Linked DNA regions of Homo sapiens: region 1 is linked to region 2. The links are chromatin loops, found by intact Hi-C in ENCODE. Cell type or tissue: endothelial cell of umbilical vein. All regions are shown on one strand. Links, peaks and the distances in the headings refer to the core of each region. The heading gives the core; the rest is flanking DNA.

Region 1 (10,351 bases), core at 1,180-9,179, 110 kb after region 2:
ATGTCTTTGACAAAGAGAGTCAGTATACCTGAGTGTAAAGTGATCAGCCAAAAATATTTTTAAATGCATACTTAATTATAAATAAAATACATTAAAATCTATATTGGGACATTAATTATATAACATTTAGATAGGACATCTCTACAGGCATTAATTACTTTGCTTATTTTTCTGCCTACAATTTAAATAAGATTTGTAATAATATACACAGAAACACTAATATTGTACTTTTACCAGAAATTTAATATTGAATTTTTTATATATAAAATGGAAAATCTTGCCCATGTGACTCATACATCGTGCCTGTGACTTTAATGCCTTTAACAAGACAGCCTAATGGCCCATTATTGTTTTTAACAGGCCACCTTAAAATAACCTTTCAGCAAATTTTCTGACATATTTTATCTTAGCCTCCATTTATTTCATTTATATTGACCCTAGTCTCTTTAAAATTGCTGGTTTTTGAGAAACATTGGAGTAAGCACAGCATTTCTGCAAAGACTTTCGGATTCTTCCAGTAATGTCACATTGATGCTGCTTAGTTTTATGGCTAGCAATCTACTCTTCTTTTGGAATCTGTCAGGATCAGAAAAATGCACATTAATCATTTACTATAGGAGCATGTACTGCTCCAAATGTCCCCCATTTCAAGATGGCAATTGGGCACTTGTCAGGAATTACCCACAGCCACACAAGTGGGGAATTGGCTGTGTAGTGTTAACCGTGGACAGCACCTTCTCCTGTAGATAATGTTCTTAGAGACCTAAGGATGGACCTCCATAAGTTGTCATAGGAATACAGGGCTGCCATATAAATGTTCTTTGCCATTGACATACTATAGGGACTGTTTAACTTTCAGATTGAGTTTCAGCCATGGGACAGCTCCAAAGGAGCAATATAGCTTTCAAAGAGTCTTTGGGGGTGGGAGCAACACCATCTCTAAAAGACTTTTTCAGATTAGAGTTAGGTCTAGTAGTTGAGAAATCCAGGAAGATTATGATTCCAAACTAGACAAGTGGTGGTGTGGGAATTTGGGGAGACATTTAGTTGGTTTCTCCCTCAAAGATGTAAAAACACCTTTTTGACTGTTTGACATTATGTGAAGATATGTGGTCCCAGGAAGTCATTAAACAGAAGCCTTCTGGAATAATTTTTACTAACTGAGTATCTTTACATTGCTATTACCTTACAGGCTGCAATATCTTCTCTAAGATTCTGGCCTACATTCAGAACCATTTAATTCATCTCCCTTCTTTTGCAGGCAACTCTTCCTCGTTGCTCTAGGAAATGCAAAACCCAGTGTCAGCTATTTAGAAGGCAAATATTATTTTCCTGTAATATATGAAAACTGACTCATTCTTTCTTAGCAAACAAGACAGCCAAACTACCCAGGAAAAATATGCATGATGTTTCTGACTTAATCCTAGATCATTTTGTTGCTGAAAATATATGATTTTTTATTCTTTAAGTTTTGACCCCTGTTATCCCTTAGATGACTAGGTTATTTATAGCGTAACTGCTATCCACACATCTAGATATGCTTCAGATTGAAGGAGAGAGAAAAAAGAGACTTAACACATCTATTTATTTCATTCTATCTAGTCACATTTCATCCATATCAATTTCATTCTCTTCAGCAGCAAGAGTTTAAAACTGGAATGTAAAGGCTTAATATGTAGTAAAAGATAAATTACAATATGAGGTAGTAATAAGTATCAAATTAAAATATTAAATAAAATCATGAAGGGTTTTGTCATTTGAATTCAGTATTTTAAAATATGCACATGGGTAAAATCTGAAAGGTAAGATAAAAAATAGTCATTAAAAATAGTGGAAAGTGGAGTCTTTAAAAATTCTTTTAAATAATTATTTCATCACATTTTCAATTAAAAGGATCAAAAGAGTAGTTTAAATGTTATATCCAATGTGTATGTGCAATGCCAACATACAGCAGGTGCTCATAAATTTTGTTGAATAAGTGAATATGTGAATGGCTGAATAAATAAATAGATAAATGGAGGAAATGGAGATAGCTCAGGAAAAGTTGCTGTCGGCTGGATTGCATGCAGAAACAAATCTAGAACTTGAATGCAATAAACCTGAAGAAAAGATACAAAAGGGAGGGTGTTATATGAATATTTAGCACGTGGAGATAAGGATAAAGATGACATCTTCAGCAACTTAGGTTAGGAAAATAGGAAAGCGTTTGTTAAGTATGTAAATGATGTTCTGAAAGTGATATTCAGGGAAAATTAACTTGGCATAGTAAGAATCTAAACTGGTAGAAACTTTCTATAAAATAATTTGATAAAACATATTAAAACCTCTTTACCTGGCAATCCAAATTTAGAAATGTTTCCTAAGGAGGTAATTGAACATATATACAAGTATATGATTAAAGATATTCAATTGAATATTTTTAAGGAAAAAAAAAGAAAATGGAAGAAACCAAATAGATATAAAGAAACTAAAGGTTGAATAAAATATGATTCATCCATAAAATGTGTGATTAATTTATTGAGGTGGAAATAGTGCTCATAGTTTTTCATATAGTTGGTGGAGAAAGAACTACTTATAGGGAGGATTTATTAAATTATTTATATTAAAATATATAGATTTCTGTTTTTTCACCTTTTTTCACAATAGTGCAATATGACATTTTTATGGCATTCAATGATTTCCTTACTTTGATGTGAAACTACATTTCTAAGCACCTATCTATCATTAGTCTATCTATCTATCTATCTATCTATCTATCTATCTATCTATCTATCTATCATCTGCCTATCTACAGGCTCCAGTTAGGAAGCATCCATTTCTCCCTAAATACAAATTTCTCTTTATTATTCCAGCAGTGCTGCTCAGTTTCCTCCAGTATGATTAGCTATCTTAAGTATTCACCCTGTATTTATTTGAAAAGGTTCTGTTGAAGGCATCCTTGACCTTTTAGGCCAGACATATATTTCTTCTCAAACTTCTAAGGCATTTGACCATAAGAGAATCCTGATCATCAGTAAGACATGAATTTGAATCTCAATCCCATAACTGAATTATACTTTCTGAATCTTAAGCCCGTCATCTTTAAAATGGGACTATTAGATACTACTTCACAGAGTTGTATAGATAATGTGTGTAGAGCACTCAGAGTAGTACCTACATTTGATTAAGGGCTCTATACTTGTGAGTTCTTCCTCCAGGCACTCTGTTGATATGGTGGTTCTCTAATTGCACTGAATAGATTTTAATGATGAATAATCTAAATCATTTTATTCCTTGTAGTGTGAGGCAGTGCCATGTATCCAGCAGTCATTCAGTAAAGATTTGTTGACACTGTGAATATAAATTCATCATAAGGGAATTTTGAAACAACTTTTAAATATCCTGCTGGGAGACATACATAAAATGGGACATTTCCCAGAATACACATGGCTTACTCTTTCTAGATGTCTTCATCCCTCTAAAATAACAACAACAAAAATGGCTGTTAATGCTATGGGCAACACAGAACAGGACTCTTGGTAAAGTGCACTTTAGTGATTTTTCAGTTGGTCACCTACTCATCTAGTTAATGGTGTGAACCACGGAAAAAGCAGGAACGAAGCTCACAAAATGTGACAGAAGTCTAAAAAAGTTATGTGCTTTACCACGATTGTGAAAGTAGCTTATGTTTTACAAAATGTGATTTCTTAGTTAGCTAAAAGATGCCTTCTTGGCCAAAGGGAGGTGTGGTTGGGGAGATGACTGTGGGGGATTTTTTTCATATGTTTTTCATATGTTTTTCATATGCTCAGGAGTATCCTCTATGGCTAGCAAGTAGGCAAGCAGTAGAACAAGCAAACAAACAAAACTCCCTGAGAGAAGGGAAGTAGAATGTTTCTAGTAAATTTCCTATTAATTATACACCTAGGGACATTTCAGACCAAAGCAGACAACTCTGACCTTGTACATTTATTTTTAAAAATTGACAGTTAATAGTATAACAGTGCAATACTGCAGTCACCAAGGTAAACAAAACAAAACAAAACAAAACTGTTACTCTTTTTAGCCACTTATTTGGCTAAAATGGACCGAATAACAGCTTCAGAGGATAAAACAGGCACTGTGGTATAATGAGTGTGTTAAACAACAACAACAACAAAACAAACAAACAAACAAACAAAAACTGTGTTCAAATCATTTGAGAAACTAACTACAAACTAAATTAGAAAACAACTGCAAGGCCTGGCTTCTGCATTTAAACGATGACAGCTATTGGGCCCTCAGATAAGGAACTAAAAATGAACATTGCAGTATCATTAGTAATTGTAGCATCACATTTCACAAAACAAGGTAAAAAAAAAAATAGGAACTTTTAAATCTCATTGCCCTGAAGTCTCCACTGCAAAGGCATTTGTTTTGCATCATATCCTCATCAAAAAATAAGAAAGAAAAATCAATAGAACTGTCACTGAGTCATCGACACTTCTTAACTGTGTTCCCTTCCAACAGATGCAGCATCTGCTGTTGTTTCTGATTCTGCACTCTTGCTTGCCTCAGGAGTGATGGTATTTACTAGTAACTGTAGGAATCCGAGCAGGATCTGACTCAGTGTCACAGAGGCCAATATATCATGCACCCCGTCGGTAAGGAGAAACTGCCAAATAAATGTTCTTAATTCACAATGGACAGATTATGAAACTGAAACACAAGCACTAGCACAGAAGCTGTGTAGGAGGAAAAGGGAGAAAGGAATGAGAAACAGAAAGAGAAAGAAAATGGCAGATGTAAATTTTATTCGTTTTTACGGTTCATGGTGCTGGGTTTTGAAAAACCAGTAACAATCTGAATACGGTAGCCATATTTTTACCAGTGTTTAAGGTCCATGTTTCACTTGGAGGTGAAGGGAGTCTACTTTGAATTCTGGAATAAGAAGGCTGTCACTATTTCAATCTTTTATTCTTTTCCTCTTTCTTCCCTCCTTCTTTCTTTTTTCCTTCCTTTCTTCCATCCCCTCTCTCCTTCCCTTTCTCCCTTCCTTCCTTTTCCAAATTATATAATCCCTAAAACAATTTTTGGCTAAATCTTTTAATGTTTTCCCCATTATGTACCGCTGTGTGTGTGTGTGTGTATGTGTGCGTGTGCAGGTTCACCATTAAGACAACATCATTTTCTAAACTGTGTCTGTCCATTTTAAATCCTGCCCCTGAGGTTTTTTTTCTTTTTTTTTTAACAGAAATTTACTTTTTTACTGTTTACCTATTAAATCATTTAAGATTTTAAAACTGACAGGACATACCTACTTACGATAGTTTTTCACATCTTAATACTTGAGAATTTTTTGTTCTTATTTGTAATTAGGAAAAAAAATTAAAATGTGACTATATCACATTTCCTTGGAATAATTAAAATAACTTTTGGAAAGTGAAAGTGGAAATAGAACAAACATAACCTTCTTGACAATGAGGGAAAAGAATAGTTCACTCTTATTTTACTAAAACAAATTCTTCTTACAGCATAAGTCTTGTAAAATAACAGCAAAATCTGAATACACAGTGCAAAGACTGGCAAGAATTGTTTTGTGTTTCTTGAATCTGGATTGCATAAATATAAATTATGAACTGATTTGATACATAAAATAGAAAGTTATCTTGCTTTAAAGAAATCATTTAAACCATTGCTATTTTCAAAGAATCTTCCAGTCTACATTATATTATGACTATGAAAATAACTTTACATAAAAATAACTTTACAAAAAAATTGGCCTTTAACAAGAAAAAAATATTCAGCAATTCTAAGTGCAAAGCTATTAACTGACTGATATCTGATCCCTGACACAGGATGTCATTCTTAACCCAGTGCCTGGCTGCTCAGCATCCTGTGGGAACCGCAGGCTTCTGAAGATTCCTCTTTACAAATAACAATCAGTGCAGATAGAGGAGACACAAGGAGAGCCAGTTAAATCTTTCACATCATTACCAGCCTCATTGTTTTGCAAATCAGGAGCATAAAGTAGAACACGTGCATGAATCCTCTTACAGGTTTCTGAATGCTAGGGATTTCAAATATGTGAATCCTGGTGATTAACAGTAAATGAATAAGCCGCATGACAAATCATTACCTTTACCAGCTAAGTGGCTAGTTTAAATTAAAGATTACAGGTTATAGTTTGAATTCACCAAGATTTGTCCATCTAAAATGATAAGCCTTTCCTCTATTCATATGTCAGTCCATCATTATTGTGAAGTCTGCCATAGATGATCACTAACTCACTTGAATAGCTCAAAACAGCATTTTTAAAAGTATCCTATTTATAGTAGAGATATGTAGAATAATCCAAAACACTGTCTTCTTCAACATGCTAACCCTCTCTTGGTAAGAAATTCTTCTCAGGATACTTTAATTTCTGCCACAAAGCCGAGTGCCATAACAATAGGATTAAAAGTGATTTAGCCGTATTTTAACGGGCTGCATTTTTTCCCTTTGTAATTTGCTTTTACAAATGTAATTATTCATTTTCTTCAGTAGGTGACTAAGTTGACCATATTTCACTTATAGGTATTTAATATTCTTTTTCTTGTAATGATTTTTCAGTACTATTTTCCACAAATGTCAAAATCCTGAGTTGTTTATTTGAATCCTGAGTTATTGCTCTTATAATGAGAAACTCTAATTATAGAGTGCAGTGAACTAGGCAACAGAGAGCTTGCATGCCAAATATTATTACTAATATCAAGGCATATGAACAACACTAGTCACTACTTTAAAATACATTGCCTACTTCTCAATGTTTGGATAGGGACTGTTGCTTTACTTTTGAGGCATTTGTAGCAAGCTCTAAAGTAAAAAATTCCTCATCCTTATTTTTACTCTGTTCAAACTGATCATTTATCTCAGTTTATGCAAAAAACTCACCTGTAGCTCATTACCCCGTATTTGCTGAACCCTACACTTTCTCACTCAACTAAAACAGGAGCATAGAAAGCAGAGCTGGCACTGACCCTCACCCTCAATTATTCGTGTGGGCAGTTCAATGCCACTCTATTCCCAAACATATTTGTTTGGTATGCATATCCAAGCAATATTAGCTAAAGGGAGTACACAAAGAAGGACACCATTTTTTCCCTCCCACTCCCCATCTGTCGTGGAAAACACACAGGTTTTCCTCCACAGGTTGAAAAGAACCTTATGTCCTTGGAGGACAGACTTACAGTGCATTGCAACAACAGTGTGAACCTTCTTCCTACTCCTCAACCCACAGTCCTGTTTTGAAGGCTGCATTCTGAGAATAGGCTTCACCATGATGCTGTTGGAACATAAGCTACCATGTTAAACAAGCATGGCATGAGGCTGACTAATCCTGGTGAACTGTGTGGTTAAATAGCTGCTCCTTAGAAGCAGTAGTGATTACAAGCCTTGTCCAGCACTACGAATCAGAATGTCTTCCCTCTTCTTTTGAAGGTAGGTGGTGCAAAAGCTACTCCTTACCGGGGCATAGACTAATTTTATTAAATTAATTCATTTAACATATTCAATGTTTTTACTAAATATTTACTGATTTTTAATAATAAAAATTAAATGCAATTTCTATAATAATTGTTAACTTATTGCTTCATCCATGGACTCAATGATCAGAAAAGACACATGATGGATAAAAATGACCTAAATGATGTAGAAATAACTAAGGAAGAACATTGAGGAAAGAGCTGATTCAGTAAGAAAGATGAATTAAAATTTAGGCATACACTTGCTCACATTCTCTCTCTTTCTTTCTTCCTTCCTTCATTTTATTTTTTTATTTTTATTTTTTATTTTGAAACAGTCTCGCTCTGTGGTCAGGTTGGAGTGCGGTGGCGCAATATCGTCTCACTGCAACCTCTGCCTCCGGGATTCAAGCATTTCTCCTGCCTCAGCCTCCTGAGGCAGCTGGGAATACAGGTGTGTGCCACCAGGCCCAGCTAATTTTTGTATTTTTAGTAGAGATGGAGTTTCACCATGTTGGCCAGGATGGTCTCCATCTCCTGACCTCGTGATCCGCCTGCCTTGGTCTCCTAACACATTCTTTTTCTCTCCCTCTCTCTCTCTCTTTCCTCCTCCTGAATAGCACAAGTGATTTAAACATAGTGTGACATGTAAGACAAATCAGATGGTGTCTTCTGATTACAAAGCCAAACCCAAAGTCTTGGATTCTATTCTTGGCTTATTCACAAGAAATTTGTAGAATCTTTCCTTAATTATTTTAAGCCATTTACCCATATTAAAATGGACTCAATGTTCATTTAACAGTTACTCTTTTACTTATAAAAATTATGACCAATTCCATGGTAAGTTCAAGAAAACAGGATGGACATAGTCCTTATGGATCTTACTATCTTTGTATGAATGCATACTTAGCATTAATCAAGAATATACCAAATGGGCCAGGCGCGGTGGCTCACTCCTGTAATCCCAGCACTTTGGGAGGCCGAGGTGAGTGGATCACCTGAGGTCGGGAGTTCGAGATCAGCTTGACTAACATGGAGAAACCTCATCTCTACTAAAAATACAAAATTAGCCAGGCGTGGTGGTGCGTGCCTCTAATCCCAGCTACTCGGGGGGCTGAGGAAGGAGAATCGCTTGAACCCGGGAGGCAGATGTTGCGGTGAGCCGAGATCATGCCATTACACTCCAGCCTGGGCAACAGGAGTGAAACTCCATCTCAAAAAAAAAAAAAAAAAAAAAAAATATATATATATATATATATATATATATATATATATCAAATGATAATACTTGAAATAAAATATAGGCTCATAACTTCCAATAACTAATAATGTGTACTTCATGTAGTTATTAATAATTCTGCTTCAAAACTTAATTAATAAATTTTTAGGTAGTCAATTAAGTGACAAGATTCTACATATAACATTATCTACAATTAAATTTTTTATTATGAAACTTGAAATTAATCTCTAGTTATAAGGACACCATTAAGAAGCATGAGCACATGACTCCCTACTGATTTCACTGGAGAGAAAGACTTGAACATGAGCTCATTGTTGATTCAGTTGCACATAATATCAGCTTATTTATGTACTCAGGGGAATAAAACACATTTCACTTTTCCTTGCCCTACACTAGTAGTGAAATTTTAAGTTCCGAAGAGAGAATTTGAATAATTATTTTATTCTTTCAAAGTGACTTCTATCTGAAAAACTTACACTTTATAAAAACGATGTGTTTCTAGTAAAGCTTTTAAAATCTTATCTTTTTGTAACTAACTATTCATAAATAGCCCTTTATAACTAATATATCATAGCTCTTTGGTACCTCCATGCTTTCTTTGTGGATAAAAACAGTGCTAACTGGTTGGCACTCCCCTTTTGCCAGTCTGAAATCTAAACGGAATTCTCTCCTTATAGCTGTCTGTTAAGAAGATGTGAGTCTTCACCTCAAAGGGCTCTTGAAACGCTGCTAATTACAAGGGGATAATGAGAACTCACCAATGGAGACCACCTCAATTAAACAAAAATCAGTTTATATTGATACAGCAATTAATTATATATGACAGAATAATTGAAGAAGTTTTCCTTGTGTATTCATAGAGAACCTAAACTTATATGAAATTAAGTATTAGTTGTGGAGCATTTAATGAAGATTAAAATGAATTTCAGCTGTAGACTTTATACAAAATTTAAAAAATAAATTAAGTGGTAAGAAAATAATGCAAGTTTTCTGTGATGAGTATTCTTTTATTCAGAGTTGGAGTGGGGACAATTTATATCTCAATTTCATTAGTCTTTTTTAAAAAACAATGTTAATGAAGTATATGGACCAATGCTCACTAACACTTTGGACACATAGAAACCCCAGTGGTTTGTTTGAGTTTGCACAATATAAATTTATGCATCCCAAAGAACTTGTAATACTAATGGCATTTATCAGGTATTGTTTGTAAAGGATATGAATAATAATAATCCATCTGCTATAGTCCCTTTTCAGCAGAGGAATCATACAAATTAATGTTGGCCTGGATATAATCCATTTAGGATGATTCATGAGAGTCATAAAAATGACCTCTCTCTCTTTTTTTAATTCCCAAGCAAGTGTTTTTCCATTAATTATTTTTCTACTTCTTTTTGTAAGGTCCACTTTGAGGTTCTTTAATTCTGTCAAATGTTTTATGACTATTTTGAAAAAATATCTAACATCCACAAGACCACCACCATCAACAACGAGAAACTTCATAAAAATCTAAGCTTATACTCTGGTATTTAAAGGAGAAAAATATTAAGAGTATCTGATGATGAATCAAGTATAACAATGTAAGAAAAATGAAAACTAACATGTACTGAATGCTTACCAACTAGTTTGAAAACATTATTTTCTTTGATTT
Region 2 (10,351 bases), core at 894-8,893:
CTGTGGTTGCTTCAAATGGCTTGAAGCTACTGAGTTAACAAAGTTAGACTTTCCTCAATTTTTTAATATATTAAAATAAAAGTCTCCTCCACTAAAACATTCACTAGAATTATCAAATCTTCACCAGCGAAGTTTAGTCATTAGATAGATGGATGGGTTTCTACTCCTCCTATCATTTTTAATTGTCATGGAATTACATTTATCCTCCCTAAACCAGTACAATGTATGCTTTTCTTGGTTCAGTTGAAAGGGATGCATCCAAGGAAAGATAAGTTATTCCTTTATCACCAAAACATTTATTAAATGTCTATATTTTTAGGGGGCAGTGCTGAGTGTTATAAATGGGAATTAATTAGGCTAAATTCCTGCCTGTATCTCTATTACAACAGAAGATAGACAACAACGATGCAGGAATTTTAAGGCCATTCATTCAACATGCGGGATGCGTTCAACATGGGGATGCAAACAGATAAGTTTTTACCATGAACATTTGCATCCTTGAGCACAGTATATTAGTGTACTGGGTGAAAAGGGTGATGCACACCATGTGATTAATTGCCACCCACCAAACATGGTAAGAAAGATCGCGGCCAAAATCCTATGACTTGACAGAGTGCTGTCCAAATGAAAGCATGATAAGAAGGGGTAGGCACAGTGGTTTTTTTTTTTAATCATCCATATCCAATCTCAGAAATTACTAACAGAAAGGGATTTCCAGCTTGCATCTGCTTTACACATTTTAAAAATCCTTTATCTGCTGTGGGGAAAAATGTTAAATAGGGAATAAAGTAGTTATTGACAAACATCACAGAGAAGCACACGAGAGTAGTGGATACTTCTCATACTCATAGAGATTTAAGCACATGCTTAGAGAATTATACACATTTTATATATTACATATACTCATCACACCAACATACTATTTACTTTACCTATACTCCCCATCTCTACATGGGAAGATCTTATTAATCTTACCACATCTCTATCTCAAACTCATTCCCTCTTCATCTTTTTCAGGACAATCAAATTAACATAAGTTGTGAATCATTTTGGTCTGGATAATTACAATAACCTCCTAGCCATTTTTTTTTGATTTCCCGTTATTGTATTTCATACAGTATTGCTTCTGAGCAAGAAACTCACTTCAAAACAAAAGAAGTGCAAGAATGGGCTCATGCTCATGGATTTCACTGATTTCACCATGTTCCCCACCAATCTGAAGCAGCTGGCTTGATAGAATGATGGAATGTTCTTTTGAAGACTGAATTACAGCACCAGCTAGGTAATAATACCTTTCAGGGCTGGAGCAAGATTCTCCAGAAGGCTCTGAATCAGTGTCATTATGTGGTACTCTTTCTCTGATAGCCAGGATATATAGGTCTAGGAGTCAAAGAGTGGAAATGGGAGTGGCATCACTTACAATTACCTTTGGTGACCCACTAGCAAAATTTTTGGTTCCTGTTTCTGCAGCTTTAATTTCTGTCAGCCTAGAGGTCTTAGTTCCACAGAAACAAATGCTTCTACCAGGAGACACAACAATGATTTCATTGTGTTGGATGTTAAGACTGCCACCTGGCCATTTTGGGTTCCTCATGCCTTTGAGTCAACAGGCAAGAAGAAAGATGTGGTGTTGGCTGGGATTATTAATCCTGATGACGAAGGGGAAATTGAACTAATCCTCCTCAATAAAGGTAAGGAAGAGTATGTCTGAAATCCAGAAGATTCCTTAGTGTGTCTCCTAGTATTAACATACCCTATAATTAAAGTCAATGGAAAACTATGACAATCCAATTCTGGCAGAACTGCAAATGGCCCAGACCTTTCAGGAATGAAGGGTTAAGTCACCCTATCAGGTAAAGAACCATCAACAGGTAAAGAACCAAAGTATATATATTTTTCTCCTTGTAGGGTAGAAAAAAAGACACCCCTTTGAACATGATTTTCTTTGAACATTCATTAAGTATCAGTATATTACAAGCCAAAAAATTCCTTAGCCTTTATTTATTTCATTTGGCATCTAACCTCATTGTGACATAAATTATGGTTTGACAGAAGATCCAACCAAGTTATTGTACGTTTTAGATAGGTATTTTAGGATAATGGTTCATAAAATAATCATTGGTATCAACTACTCTGAGCTGAGCATTTAAAAATTCTTGGTACAAAAGTTCTAAGTGATCATATCCATTCTGCACCTTAGGGGAAGTAATCACAAATTATATTTTGACAATGTATATGTTAGTCAGTATTTTTATTTTCCTGCTATTCAGAAGACTGAATATTCATAGAAATAAATATTTGTGATTATTAGAACCAAATGTAAAATGAACCAATGTTGTTTCTACATTTTTATGTTGAAAATAAACCAGATTTAATTTTCACCCTACGTGAGGTAGGAAAGAAGACACAAATCAATTTTTCGTTCTGAAATGAGACAAAGAGATTCTGGCATTTGTTAGGACTGTCTAAAAGGGAAAAAAAACCTAGATATTTGCTTTAATGGGATAATACTGTGTTTTCATATGTACCACAAAGCTATTTCCATAGCTTTCAGTGGGGGCATATTGTTTTAATTGTTTCTATAGTGACTGCTATGGTTTTGTCTTGGTTCATTCACATTAAGTTGCCAAATCCCTATTTGTGTACATGCACTTGCACTTATAAATATATGCCTGGGATCTGTTAGTGACCTTCCACTGACCAACTCAGCACAAATATCTCTTATCTGAACATTTAGAGCAAAGTTTGGTAAACAGGGCAAAATTCTGGAGGGAAGACATAAATCAAAACTAAAGTAATAAGTTCAAAGACTTGAACTCTTGCTATATATTGTTTTTCAATCTTGGGAGTCATTGAAATGATTACAGAGACCCAAACTATTTGAAATGCATGTCTAAAATCTAACCAGGATGCAACCACATTTGAGTAAAAGGCTATTAAAATGATGAAATCATTACATTGTATCCAAGGATAAAAGACATTGTAAATATTTAGTCTTTCACAGTCACAAACCACTTAAATGAATGAATATAGTCTATTCAATGGTTTATGGTTCCAATAGCCGCCAGGAAATATCAAATTCACATGCTGTCCCAGAACACAAGATTTAGCTTTTGGATTTTTAATTTAGCTAAAAGATGTGTAAAAGCACACAATCATTCAGATCTCTATTGGCTCCACATCTATGTAAAATTATATACAAACAATGTTTAAGCTAGCATTGGCAATCACATTGGCTAACTAACGAATGTAATTAATTGTATTTTTTTAATTTTAATTTTAATTTTTTTTTTTTTTTTAGGGAGAAACAGAAATAATGAAGGATGAAAATTTGGAGAGGCACTGTTTTTAGTAATAGTCTTACATATGAGGTAAGGCTTAAAGTTGCCAAAATGGAATCTGGAAATAAAAATCCATCAGCCTTATGTCTAAAGTAAATCATAATTGTTCTGAAAATGATTAACGCTGGGTGACAGCCAATGCTCCTTTGATAAAATAGTACTTAGTCTGATTCTACAATTGAGTAGACAGGAAATGGCTCACCTTTTGGTAATGAATTAACTCTTTCATACAGGGCTATAGTAATTCCAAAACATAGGTTACAAAAATGGCTCAGATGCCAGGAAATTAAACAGAGTTTCCCAGGATAGCAGACAATTGTTTGTTTGTTTTTTCTATTTCAGTCTCACATTCCTCTAAGTTTTGCTTTTTCTTCTTATGAGCATATTTGGCAAACCATGTACCTATTGTTCAAGGAGCTTCCTACAATTTCTTTGCTGATTTGACTGCATCAGAGTAGAAGTTAGTAAATAACAACATGACAGTACTATTCAGTGACTTTTTACTTTGCAAATTACACAAAATATTTTTAATAACTTTGTAATAAGGTGGGATCCAGGCAGATCAAATTCTCATAATTTGTCAAAGGTAGCCATTAAAATTGTAATAGTTTATTGGAATTTCTTGATTCCTGGAGTGCAAAAAACTATTAAGCTGAGTCTCTGTCATCATATAGTGTATTTAAATGCTTCTTTTAGACAATTCTTTGCATTCCACACCACACTTCCTGTATGCAATATTGCCAAGCTCAGGCTCTTTCTTCCCATGGGCATAACTTAAATGCATCTAGAAAATGATTTGAACTGTAGAGTGCATATCATTTTAAACTGGAGAGAAGAATAAAGCCTTGGAGACAGCACAGTATGTGGTTGTAGTAGTCCAAGGTAAAAATGACCTAAGTGTCAACGAGGGATTTGAATGCTAGACTAGCGTGGTTATTAATGGACAAATACTCTTTCCTCAACGAAGGAACTGCTTCTATTCCTTGTGGTTATGGGAATAGGAAATGGAAAGAGACAACACTTTACTGGCAGACACATTACTGACCCTGCAGAGGCAGCAAGAAAAATGAGCAGAGAAAGCTTCAGAGAAGAGAGTCCTGCCAAGCAGAATAATTGCTGCAAGAAGTACAGGATTCCTTGGACATGGTGGTGACTGGGTTGGATAACCACCTATCAGAGTAGAATGGATCAACCAAAGGGTTGTTGAATCAAATCATCCTAGAATGTTGAAATCACTGGGAAAGAAGCAAAGGCATCCTGATTCCTGTCATTTCTGAGTCATGGGTATTTGAGGGAGCCAACCTCTCACTGCACTTGGGATACACATTGACAGCGATTTGCTAGCCATAAATCTGGCATGATCTTGAATTCAAATATTCATTCTGTAATCAGAAAATGTCTTGATGTTTTGCTTTCATAAGTATGGCTATGAAAATAATATATTAATAAAATGCAGTTTTTAGACCAGTATAATTCTTCAAGACAGTGCCTAAAATAAATAAAATGGTTAGGAGGTTTTTAAATTACAGATTTTAGCAAATATATTTAAGTTAGAAAAAAACAAATATTAAACGTATGTTTTTAGATTTAATATTTAGTTTATTTCTCATCTCAACTTTGCTTACTTATAACAGTAACCAAATTTTATGAAAAAAACATATTTGGAACTAGGTTCAATACAATCTAATGCATAAAAGACATGAAGGAGAAATAAATAGTGGAAGAACATAAATAAAAATAATTAAATAAGAAAGCAAGCCATGCTATTGCAGGCTAAATAATACCTAGAGATGGTCCCCCCTTAAAAAAGGATACTTTGTTTTTCCTCCTCTCTCTTTCATTATGATATAGGGAATCTAGAGCATAGTTTACTCTGGAAACAAAGACAAAATTAAAGGAGTCAGACAGAGGGAAAACCAGTACTCACCTCTGCTACTTTGAACTTGAGAGATAAGTGGAAAGTTTCTGAAAAAAGATGACTTTTATAGAACTGTGTTTTTGAGGTGCTTAAAATTCTTTCACTAGTGATGCATTCTTCCACTTGTGATATATTATTAAATTCTAGAACAGAAATTTATCAAGGCTTTTTGGGTCCTCAAGAAACAATTTATATAAATGAAACTGCCCCTGGAAGGATCATAACATAATCAGCAGACACTTGGCCAGTTTTCTTTATAATAATGTTAGAAAATCTTTGCTTGCTGGTAAGAAAAAATAAGATAGTCTTCTAAGAAGCTGTGACTAAAGGAAATTAGGTACCTGAATTGGGAAGAAATGAAAATAGAAAGGTATCAGAGATGGGCTTTCCCTGGATCTATGCCTTTTCTGCAGTTTGCTTCACTCTACGTACAAAGGGGTCCAGCTCTAGCTGTTCTTCCCTAATGATATTATTGGCAGTCAGCTGAATGTCTGCACAGAGAATGTCACAGTCACGGCAGGATTTTTTCTGTATTGAAAAAGCAGAAACCAACTTCTTGGCACTCCATCAGAAGAGATGTGATTTCCTAACTAAAGCAGAATGCTCAATCAGAACAGTTTTTGGAACTTTTCCCTCTGCCATGGAACCTGGTGAATGGTTTGTGTTTTTCCAAAATTACTTGAAATTTAGCTGCTAGGAGGCTGTGCCGACCGTTCCAATTTTTCTTTCAATTTTGCATTTTATTGGATGCTTCCCTCAAGTCTTCCAGCATAGTTCAGTCATTAGTCAGAGCTGGAAGATTTATTATTTACTTTGACAGTCACCAGCCTATTTTGTCAAACCATACACATTACTGCTCCATTTGACAGGTGTTACTCTTAAAATCCTTCAGTTTATTTTCCCCCTTTGTGTGAGGCTTCTATGTCTACTGTCTTGTTTACTTTCCCAAAGGAAGCACAATATGTTTTCTGGTTGATAAAAGCTTGGTTTTGTTGCTACTTTTCAGTGACAGATTAAGCAGCCATTGGTCAAAAACTTTTTTCTTGATTTAATCTAAATTTTGGTGACGTGCTTACACTAGGAACCATTAGGAAATAAAATAAAACAAAAGAAAGAATAGTGAATTCAGTGTAAGTAGAGGCAGAAAAACATTGCCATTTTACCTGCAATGTACATATTGCAGGGTATATCAAAGTTAGAATTTCTTTACTCTAAAAGAGCTCTAAGGTTAATGTATATTACAAACTGTCATATAAGAAAATACAGGGAGCTATGATGACATAGAAGAGAGCACTACCCAGATTAGAAAAGTCAGGTAGGTCTTCCTGGAGAAGATGACAGCTAAATTGATTTGTAAAGATAAATAGTAATGCAGAGAAAAGGAGATGACAGGATGGGCATTCTATGTGGATGCCAATATAGGAAGGATGGTGAATTTGATTTGAATATATTGCTTATAACATATCACGAAAACATTTGTAGATATATATATGTATATTTTTTTCTGATGTTTGTGACTCATCTCTGTTACCCATTTAGTTATCTAACTTCCTTTTCTGCTTGAATGTTATCTCTTCAGGAAGCCTTCTCTGACCACCCAATGTAAATACTTCTTTACCACTTCCTTGGTAGCTCTTCATCTTTAAGCCTTGCTTCATGTTTTTCTTTTCTTTCCTTTTTTTTATTTTGTTTGTTTGTTTTTTTTTTTTTTTGAGATGGACTCTTGCTCTGTCACCAGGCTGGAGTGGTGCAGTGGTGCGATCTCGGTTCACTGTGACCTCCACTTCCCAGGGTCAAGCAATTCTCCTGCCTCAGCCTCCCGAGTAGCTGGGATTACAGGCACGTGCCACCATGCCCAGCTAATTTTTCTATTTTTAGTAGAGATGGGGTTTCACCATGTTGGTCAGGCTGGTCTCGATCTCGTGACCTCGTGATCCACCTGCCTCGGCCTCTCAAAGTGCTGGGATTACAGGCATGAGCCACCGTGCCTGGCCCTTTTCTTTTCTTTTCTTTTCTTTTCTTTTCTTTTCTTTTCTTTTCTTTTCTTCTTTTCTTTTCTTTTCTTTTCTTTCTTTCCTTTTGAGACAGAGTCTTGCTCTGTGGCCAGGCTGGTGTGCAGTGGCATGATCTTGGCTCACTTTAACCTCCTACGTCTCCCAGGTTCGAGCGATTCTCCTGCCTCAGCCTCCCAAGTAGCTGGGACTACAGGCACATGCCACCACGCCCAGCTAATTTTTGTAGTTTTATTAGAGACGTGGTTTCACCACGTTGGCCAGGATGGTCTTGATCTCTTGATCTCGTGATCCGCCGCCTCGGCCTCCCAAGTGCTGGGATTACAAGCGTGAGCCACTGTCCCCAGCCTGCTTTATGTTTCTTATGGGAATGTTTCATTGTCTGTCAGGAAGGAAAACAAATATTTAATAAATTAATTGTTGTTAGTCCCCTTCTGTTTCTTAGCTATACTGTGCAACACACTACTTTAATACTTAGTGGCTTAAAATGCAACCAGCTTATTAGTCATGATTCTGTTTTCCAAGAATGAGAGCAAGGCTTGTCAGGGATGGCTCGTCTGTGCTCTGTGATCTTGGCTGCATTCACTCATTCAGGTGATAGTTGGGGTAGAGGATCAAAGGTGACCTTACTCACATGTCAGGAACCATGGTGCTGGGCTGCTGCTGGGGTCCTTTTATTCACATGGCCACTTTCTCCAAGTGGATAGCCTAGACTTCTTTTCTAGAAGCCTTAGGATAGCAAAAGAATGAAATAATCAGCGGCTATGTCTCTTAAAGTCTAGGCCCTGAACAAGGACAATTTCACTTCCACCACATGGTTAAATCAAATCTAAAGTCAATCCAGATTGAAGGAGAAGATAAATAAATTCCGTTTTTTTTTTTAACATGAGGAGTAGCATGTACCTACAGGCAAGGGAGGGATTGTTACAGCCATTTTTGCTAGCTATTCCCCATACTCTCTAGAATTCAAACTGCTCAAGGACATAATCTAGTTGTTTGGAATCAAGAATATAGTTGCTCATTTATTGACTTTTCATCGTGTCCACATTGAAGGACAATTAAGTACCATATTCACATCTCCAGTCCTGATTTATTTTTTACTGTGACAGGTTCTTGCTCTGTCTCTCAGGCTGGAGTGCAGTGGCACAATCCTGACTCACTGCAACTTCAACCTCCTAGGCTCAAGCCATCCTTCACCACAACCTCCCAAGAAGCTGGGAAGCTGAGAGAGAATACAGGCGTGTGCCACCATACTTGGCTAATTTAAATTCTTTTTCTTTTTTTCTTTTCTTTTCTTTTCTTTTTTTTTTCTTTTTTTCTTTTTTTTTTTTTTTTGAGAGACAGGGTCTCACTGTGTTGCCTAGGCTGGTCTCAAATTCTTGGGTTCAAGTGATTCTCCCACCTTGGTCTCTCAAAGTACTGGAACTACATGCATGAGCCACCGTGGTTGGCCCTCAATATATTTTTAAATTGGAATTTTAAAAAATGGTCTCTGTTTATTGGACATTTATATTTATATGCCCTAGCATTGCTTCAGAAACAATAACAATAAATTCATCTTTCCTCCTATTTTATTTTTTTCTCCCAATTTTTCTACTCTGTAAATGGTATTCTTTAAGACTTATATCATCACCAAGGATTTAAAATGTGAAGTTACTTTTCTCTCTCTCTCTCTCTGTCTCTCTCTGTCTCTTGTTTTTGCAATCAGATGGACCCAAAATCATATTTGAAAATTGGTTCTACTATGTACTGACAATGTGGAATTGAGCAAATCACTTAACCTTTCTGATCCTGTTTATTCTTCATTTAAAATTGATATGATATCCTCATCTCAGGGTTGTTTCAGAAATTAGTTAAAAGAAAACTTTGTAGACAGCCTGAATAAGATATTAAGCACTCACTAAATGTAAATTTCCAACTTTAGAAAGTTTTTTCTAGTGATTATATTATCCATGTGCTATTATTAACATTTTATGTATATACTATGTTTTTACAACAAAAGAGTAAACTCCTTGAAGACAATGACTCCAGAATTCTTAGGGTAGGGTCCTACATACTTAGAATTTGGAGCATGATAAGCTCTGTCAAATGAGTCACACTAACATCAATTAAAAAGCATGAACACCATTTTGTGGGGGAGAGTAAACATAAACTCACTGCTTTGTTGAAAATTAGGCAATGTATATTGTCATTTTTATCGTTGTTAGTTTGCATTCTACATTATGCTGTGTTCTCTATAAAGCAAATTCTGTTTTAAAAGAAAAGTCTGTAAGGAAATAAGAGGCCTGGTGTAAAGGGAACTACTGATTTTGACAGTCAGAGGGGAGTTTTTAAGACCTACTACCAGATGTTGGAGTGATTTTGGTAATCACATCCCTTTTAGTTTTGCATGAAGATCTTTATACCTCCTTTTTAAAAGTTCAATAATATTGCAGCAATACATTTTTTAAGCAAATATATTTTAGAGACCAAATGTTTTTTTTTCTCTCTGAAATATGATTATTTCAATTACTAGTAGCAACAATTAATCACTGACTGATTCATCAGCCTGCAGCTGGGATTATAGAGCTGACTTCCTTTTTTTATTCCTGTTCTACTCTGCTCAGCAGGGATTGAGTGATAGCAAACTAATAACCTTTCCCTACCCTTAGTACTTTTTCTTAATACTATCAAAGAAGAAAATTTTAAATATTTTCCCAAAGTTCATTTTTACCCCACACAACTCATTTTTGTTAAGCTTTACTAAGATATACTTGACAAATATTTTATATATGTATATAACAATGTAATGTTTTGATATACATATACATTATCAAATAATTTCCATAATCAAGCTAATTAACATATCCATCTACTTATGATGTAGTGAATTTCAAGTATACATTACTATTAACCTTAGTCATCATGCTGTACATTAGGATCCAGAAATCATTTATCTTATCATTGCAATTGTATACTTTTTGTAACTGTATATCCCCATTATCCCCATTTCCCCCACCTCAATCACCATTTTGCAATTATATATCCCCAATATATTCCCATTTCCCCCACCTGAATCCCTGGTACCCAACCTTCTACTC

What was found. Peaks named below come from ENCODE experiments on the same cell type or tissue, not always from the same donor. Only the 100,000 strongest peaks of a DNase experiment are listed, where the experiment ranks them.
Region 1: a loop joins it to region 2, with 2.9 times the contacts of the local background. A loop is called at or near these places in 2 of 110 quality-filtered maps.

The regions. Positions count from the first base shown.
Region 1 is chr6:93,780,724-93,791,074 of GRCh38, forward strand. LOC124901496 (a long non-coding RNA gene) reads left to right here and starts at 7,382. Exons shown (of 2, transcript XR_007059928.1): 1 at 7,382-7,437; 2 at 9,378-9,680. RefSeq lists enhancers at 5,545-6,071, 6,072-6,596, 6,597-7,122. In endothelial cell of umbilical vein, for the core only: no CTCF peak of the experiment used is centred there; a DNase peak (open chromatin) is centred at 4,568; H3K27ac peaks cover 291 bases.
Region 2 is chr6:93,673,190-93,683,540 of GRCh38, forward strand. No RefSeq gene overlaps it. Among named protein-coding and RNA genes, the nearest start is that of TSG1, 29 kb to the right of the region's middle. In endothelial cell of umbilical vein, for the core only: no CTCF peak of the experiment used is centred there; no DNase peak of the experiment used is centred there; H3K27ac peaks cover 649 bases.